Regions from separate parts of the Mus musculus genome. Here region 1 is linked to region 2. Evidence: chromatin contacts called from ENCODE Hi-C or POLR2A ChIA-PET data. All regions are on one chromosome and are shown on one strand. Each heading gives the region's core, a stretch centred on a gene start or an enhancer-like site at or near the end of the contact. The rest is flanking DNA. Distances are from core to core; before and after follow the strand shown. Region 1 overlaps Rap1gap2 (RAP1 GTPase activating protein 2). Region 2 holds the start of Mnt (max binding protein).

Region 1 (3,664 bases), core at 1,100-3,599, 280 kb before region 2:
TCTGACTGGCAATTAAAAAGAAGGAACTACAAGTTGTCCTTAGAATTTCCAGAATCCCCGAGGAAGGGCACACTCAGAGCTATAATAGCATCAGCCACATACACATGTACACATCTGATGGACTCTATGCTCCTGCACTATTCTTAGCAATGGACATATGCAAACTTACTTCATGCCCTAAACAACACTTTTGTGCTTTACAAATAAGGAAGCTGAGGCATAGATAAATTAAATAACCTGTCCAAGGACTTACGACTGGTAAAAGGCAGGGCCTAGCTCCGAACCCAGACAACCTGGCCAATAGGGCACCATGGGAAAAAGTCAAAAGGATGTCACATGCATGACTTATTTTTTTGATACAGGGCATCTCTACTATGTAGCTCTGGCTGTCTCGGAACTCACTAGTAGAGCAGGCTGGCCTCGAACTCATGGAGATCCATCTGCCTCTGCCTACAGAGTACTGAGATTAAAGGTATGCATCTGTAAGGATGGCACATGTGTGAGTTTTTAATAGTAGTCTCAAAGGACAGGATCAACTCCAACAGATGTCAGGATCCAAAGATGCTGAAGTCTCTTATCCAGAATGGACTGGTACCCACATGGAGTCCACACATCCTCCTGTATGAAGCCCATCTTCTCTGGATTACTTATGATGTCTAACACTCTGCAACACTGTGTAAGCAAAAGTTACCCTGTGTCATCCCAGGAATAAGAGCAAGCAAAGGGGCCTGCACCTGTGCAATGCAGGTACGGTTTGAAACATATGTATTGCTGGGCATGATGGTGTATGTCTTTAAGCCCAGCACTCAAAAGACAGGAGCAGGTGGATCTCTATGAATCCTAGGCTAGCCGGATCTACAGAGCAAGACCCAGGCCAGCAAGGACTACATGGTGAGGCTCTGTCCAAAACTATGTGTATTTTCAATCCAAGGTAGGTTGAATCTGGATATGAAACCCAGAAAGGTCAATTACATACACAAAACCCACAGATTACTTCTAATCGTATGAAACTGAAGAGATGGCCCAGTCTATAAAGTGCTTGCCAAACAAGCATGAGGACTTGGGTTCAATCCCCATCCATGTGATATGTGTGTGTGTGTGTGTGTGTGTGTGACTGGAGTGCACACCTGTAATCCCAGTCCTGAGGAGCCACAGACAGAGGTCCCTGTGGTTCGCTGACTAAACAATCTAGCAGAAGTGGCAAGCCAATAAGAGAGTGTCTCAAAACTAAGGGGAACAAAAGGAATAAATGAGCTGGAGAGTAGTCGAGTGGAGAGCAGCTGAGAAAGACACCAAACATCAACCCCTGGTCTCCATACACATGGGAACATATACATTCTTACTACCCCTGGCCTCCACACACACAGGAACATATTCATCTATACTACCCTGGCCTCCATACACAGGGGAACACATACATCTATACCACCCTGGCCCCATACACACAGAGACACAGACGTCTATACTACCCTGGTCCCCATACACACAGGAACATACCATACATACACACACAAAATAAATTCTGACATATGCTGCAACACCAATGGATCTGGAAGCCTCTATAGTAAGTGGCCATGGGAAAGAAGATGATAGGGAATGAAGAGCTATTATGGAGTGGGTGCAGAGATCCATTTACGATAATAAAGTGCACACTGATGCACAGCAAGGCTCGAGCGCCTAATACCACTGAGCGATGCACCTAAGGGGCTAACAAGGTATGTTTTGGAAATGTAGCTCCTAGCATGGACACCCACTCTGCATAAACCATGCATGGTGGCGTAAGCCTGTAATCCCAGCATTTGGGACGTGGAGGCAAGAAGAGGGTTAGAAGTTCAAGGTTTTTCTTAGCTACATAATGAGTTTAAGGTCAGACTGGGCTAGGTGAGACTCTGTCAGAAGGGAGAAGAGAGAGAGGGAGTCAGAGAGGGAGGGAAGAAGGAAGGAAGGGAGGGAAGGAGAAAGGGAGGGAGGAAACTTTTTCTATTATATATATTATATTAAAATGAAAAGAGTTGGTGAATGTTAGATTAAAATGATAGCTGTCAGCTGAGGGTGTCGCTCAGCCCTGGAGCACCTGCCTGGCATGCACGAGGCCAGGTTTAAGTTCCAGATCCACATCAGAACTGTTAGCAATGGTCCATCCGTTTTGGGCCTCAAGTATCCAGATGCCTAGCACAGCACTACCTAAGGCAGGGAGGGAGGGAGGAGAGAAGGAAGGGGAAGTCCTGAGTTTAGAGGAGACAAGGAAGCCAGCTCAGAAGGCAGGAAGGCCCTGGAAGCCTGCAGCGCAGGCTTTCCATCTTCCCTCCCCCTCATTCTCCTGTTTGCCACACAGTGGTTGCTATGGAAACAAGGGGCACCTTGGGCTCCTAGAGCTCAGCCCAGGTGCTGCTACTCTGGGAATAATACCAGCATGTAAGAGAAAGGCCCAGTCCTCAGGGCTTTGTGTACACACACACACACACACACACACACACACACACACACAGACACACACACACTCGTCTACCCCCAGCGCCTCCTGTCTGTCTAGTGACCTCTGTCGTCATCGGGTAGACGTGAGTGGATGCGCACATCAATCCAGCTTGCTCTGGTGGGTCCGTGGGGGTGTTTACAGTCCTGTGGGCATGTCGTGCGGTTCTGTATGCGATCACACAGCCCAGGACTATTGTACACCACCAGAAGCACTATGATTAGACACCGTGCTCCACGCTTCTCCTGAGCTATCACGCTCAAAGCTCACAGCAGCACCGTGTGTAGCACTATTAATATTCACTGGTAAGGAAACTGGAGCACAGGAAGGTTGTGTGGTTTCCCTAAGTACACCCAGAGCATGTGAACCTGACCACTGGATCTGCACTGTGGGAACAGAGCTTAAAATATATATATGTATTTGCTTATTTTAGCCAAGGTGTACCCTTTAATCCCAGCACTTGGAAGGCAGAGGCATGCAGAGCACTATGAGTTCGAGGCCAGCCTGGTTTACAGGGTGAGTTCCAGGACAGCCAGGGCTACAGAGAGAAACCCTCAAAAGAGAAAAAAAAACAAACAAAAAAAATGTATTTTTACTTTATGTATATTAGTGTTTGCCTGCATGTATGTCTGTGTACCACATGCATACCTGAAACCTGGAGAGGCCAGGAAAGGACACTAGATCTCCTGGAACTGGAGTTACAGAGGGTTGTAAACTGCCATGTAGATGCTGGGAATTGAACCCTGGTCCTTTGCCAGAGTATCCGGTGCTCTTAACCCCTGAGTCATCTTCCCCAGACCCAAAGGTGAAAGCCCTTTAAACAAACTAGATCCCAAGCAGCTGTGGCCTACCTCACCTCAAGGACCACGTCCTGCCGTGGTAACAAACACCAAGGCTTCTTGAGCCCCACCCAAGGGTGATAAAGAGGAGTCCCTCAGATGGGGCCCAAGGAGCTGCCTTTTAACCCAGCCCCTGGACTGATCTGCCTGGCCAGCAGAGTAACCAGCCACTGATTCAACCTACACTGGTCATAGCAGAATGGAGGTGGGGCTGTACCTCCTGAATCCAGCTCCTGAGCTCAGTAACTAACAGGCCTGTGAAACTCCTCCTGCAGCCGCAGCTCCTGTCTACCACAGGCATCTAAAGGCAGCCAAGCACCCAGGCCAAGCCAGCTGCTGTCAGCATCCTCCT
Region 2 (3,480 bases), core at 760-3,259:
GACACCAGGATGGAAAGGCAGAGCCTGCACCCCTGTAGGCTTCTAAGAAAAGGCTGCTTAACCTGTAGACAACTGGGCTCTCAAGAGTCTACCTTCTCACTAAAGATCACCTGGTCTTACCTATAAACATACTTAGCCAGTTGTCTGGCATGTGCTTGTTAAATGAATGTTACCTAGTATATCCCTAGTATTTTCCTTTGCTTTAGCTTCTTAGTGACACTGGACATTTGCATAAGAGTTATTCATGCTCAGGTTCACACGCTACAGTTCAATACATCAAGATCAAAGACTCCATTCAGCTGTGCCGGGTGTCTTTCTCTAGGATAAACCTGAAGGGGAAGGGAGACCCGCCACCCTCTTTTGTTCTGTGTTCCTGGCAGCTCCTGAAGTAGGCAGGTAATGTTGGATAGGTTGGATTGTCACGGTGGCCCGCTCTACGATCTTATGGTTGGGTTTCCGGTGCTGTGCGATGGAGCCCAAGATCCTGAAAGCACCGACTGGCATGTCTCCATTTCCCTTGCATTGGCTACCATGGAGGTTGAAGCATTAACAGGTAACTGACTATCCCTAGCACTGAGAGTAATTGCATCGGCTTCGTTGTGCCCATAATATTCTAGTGCTTTTCAATGCTAACTGTACGAATGGAGATTGTATGGCTTTCCACCAAAGAGAGTTCCAGATGTAGGATATTTTTGTTGTCCTAATCAAGAAGATGTAAGTGCTCAGCCCCCTTCCTGAACTGCAGTTTGATAGTTCTTCACTTTTGCGAGGACCCGAGGTGGTAAGAGGCAGCTGGCGGTTGAGAGAGGTCTGACTAGACTACGAGTTGCTCAATGAACAAGGAGCAGTTGGAGTAGTCCCTTCACTTGGGCCTCAGTTTTCTTACCTGCAAAGTGCAATGATTTGGGCAAGCTGACTTCAAAGATCTTTCTGACTGTACCTAGGGACAGTCCTAAGCCCTGCAGCCAAGATAAAGACTGACTGGCGAGCTTAGGAGAGTGCGCGGTTCCAACCCAACACAGTGAGCGACCCCGCCCCGCGCCCAGCGGGCCGCTAGGGTAGCGCGCGGCTTCCGCCCTCCACGTTGTTGTTCCTGATTTAGGCCACGCCTCCTCGGCCTGGGCTTTGGACGCTTCTCCTTTTGATTACTGGTGCCGGGGCCCAACAACGAGGTGCCCTCTAGAGTGGCACACTTTTAGTCCCCACCCATATCAGAAACCGGTGGACAAAGAATTTAGGAGAAGGGAAGTAAGCCCTGGTTTTGAATGGGAGGGTAATGTAAAGCAGGGGATGGACTGCGGAATTCCCCTGTAGGTGTCTCACCCTTCCGTCACCCGGTGGCCCTATCCGCACCCGCTAATACGACCCTGTAGACACTGTCCCTTTAAACCGAAGGCTGGCGGCGCGGGGTGTCCATGTGGAGCTGCTCCATGCCGTGTTGTCCTGCCCGCCCATTGGCGGGCGGCCTGGTGATGTAGCCTAATAGGATGCGAACGCACTGCGGGGGGAGGAACAGAGACAAAATCCGGAACGGGATCAGCTCTCCCGTCCCTCTGTCAGGACTCTAGCAGCCTGCTGTCAGCTCCGCCCAGGGGCGGATCCCGGGGGGAATTGCGACAGACCGGACGGCTGCGGGATTTAGGTCGTGTCTACGTGGGGCGAAGAGACCTAGGGGTCAGACTATAGGTCTCCCTGACCTGTGTCACCGCTGTCTCAGCTAACCGAAGCCTTGGGCTTCCCATTCTCTCAGCAAGGCAGATCCCGCCGTGAATGCCCTAAGCACGCAAACCCCGTTTAACTTGTGGCTGGCCACGGAGAGGAGGGGCAAGTAGGGAAAGCGGAAACAGCGAGGAAGCCTGGTTCCATCTTCTCACCCCCACCCAAGCCACGTGTGCGCGCGCGGTGGGCGGGGCCATCCCTGGCGCGGCCCCGCCCTCAGTGAGACGCCGCGGCCCTGCGGGCGGGGGCTCCGGTCCGGGCTTTGGCTGCGGCCCCGGTGTAGTAGCGGGGGCGGCGGCCGGGGGCAGCGCGGCTCCTTCCCTTGTTGTGTGTGTCGGTGCCTCCTCGCCATCTTGTTGCAAAGCCCTTTCTTGTCGGCGGGACTCCGGGGGCCGCGGGGCGGGAGGCATCGGAAGGGAGGAAGAGGAAGAAGGAAGGAAGAAGGCAGTGCCGCCTTTTTTATTTTTTGCATCAAAATTTTTTTAATTTGCAAATTTTTATTTTGCAAATATTTTGGGAGACATTGATTTTTCTCCCCGTGCTCCCCCGTTCTTTTCTGAGGAGTGCGCTGCGCCGCCCAGCCCTGTCGCCCCCCGGAGGTGATCCCTCCCTCCTGCCGGCCCGCCAGCCTGACCTGTGCTTGGCTCGCGGGCCGCAGCCTCGGCCCCGGCGCGCCCCCGGCTGCTCTCGCCGCGATGAGCATAGAGACGCTACTGGAGGCGGCCCGCTTCCTGGAATGGCAAGCGCAGCAACAACAGAGAGCACGTGGTGAGCGGCCCGGCTGGGCCCCTGGGGCACTGGGCAGAAGGGGAGGCCAGTGACCCCGATCCCTGAACCCACTGGAAATCGCAGGGAGGCCCCTCTATGGCGCGACCTAAAAAGCCGGGCACAAACTCCCCGCAAGAGCTGCCGTCCGGGAGGAGTGATGCGAACGTTGAAAATAATTAATGAATTCATTAACATGCAAAGAAGGACCCAGTTTCTGCGGGTACCACCCTAGCTGACTGGCACCCCCGTACACCTTCAGTGGGGGGCCCCTTAGTTGTGGGCGGGCGGCGCCCTCGCTACCATTGAGGATGTGTGAACCGGGGGATGGGGAGAGGGATGTTGATGTGTGGGGGTGGCAGACCCGCGTGTGCTTGCGTGTGAGCACCAAGATGATGTGTGATGGGAACCGGGGAAGAGCGGATGAACGGACCTGTACACGGGTGTGTTTGTACAGCACACGAGTGGGCGTGTGCGTAACTGAGTGGGGGTGGGGAATACTCTACGCCGAGCTGCTCTTCGGATTCCCTGGCCTGGGCTGGAGGGTGCGGGGAGCGCTCCCGGCAGATCTACGCGCTGCTTGGGGCGGAGGCGGCCTTTGCAGAATGAAATGACATCGCGTGTCTTATGATCCTGGCCAGCCCCGCCTGACCCCGCCTCCCAGAGCTGGGCTGGGTCGCACGTCTAGCTTTGGCTGAGAGCTGCGCTGATTGGGTGCATGTGAGTGTCCCGCGGGTCGCTGGGGGCAGCCCTAGGCCCCCCTGCCTTGCCCTGCTTTAGCCGGTGTGGAATGTGGCGTGTCTGCGCGTTTCAAACCCGCTCTTGGCTGGAATGTTGCGTGTGCCTGCGTCCCAAGCCCGTTGGTTACCCGGACTGCTGACGTAGTCAGGCCCCGCCCCCGACCACGTGCACGGGGGACACTCCCGCTGGGGACTGTGCGGCCCGGCCCCTCCTCACCGCCTCGCGGTTGCCTAGGGGCGGGGTCTGGGCGGGGCT

What was found. A loop is a pair of places that touch in the nucleus more often than their neighbours do. ChIA-PET counts read pairs that join two places held with the same protein, here RNA polymerase II (POLR2A).
Region 1: POLR2A ChIA-PET joins it to region 2 with 12 read pairs in embryonic stem cell. The contact joins the enhancer-like site here to the promoter of Mnt in region 2. A Hi-C loop is called at or near these places in 1 of 37 maps with a recorded cell type or tissue (v-Abl transformed pro-B cells). POLR2A ChIA-PET finds 5 or more read pairs at or near these places in 2 of 5 experiments (both embryonic stem cell).

Annotation. Positions count from the first base shown.
Region 1 is chr11:74,552,513-74,556,176 of GRCm38, forward strand. The region is part of intron 2 of Rap1gap2 (RAP1 GTPase activating protein 2); the gene reads right to left. Among named protein-coding and RNA genes, the nearest start is that of Rap1gap2, 36 kb to the right of the region's middle. Within about 2 kb of position 2,350, at least 1 of the 3 ENCODE cell types and tissues checked has a DNase peak (open chromatin) inside an H3K27ac peak, as active enhancers do.
Region 2 is chr11:74,828,915-74,832,394 of GRCm38, forward strand. Mnt (max binding protein) reads left to right here and starts at 2,010. Exons shown (of 6, transcript NM_010813.3): 1 at 2,010-2,487. The coding sequence starts at 2,415.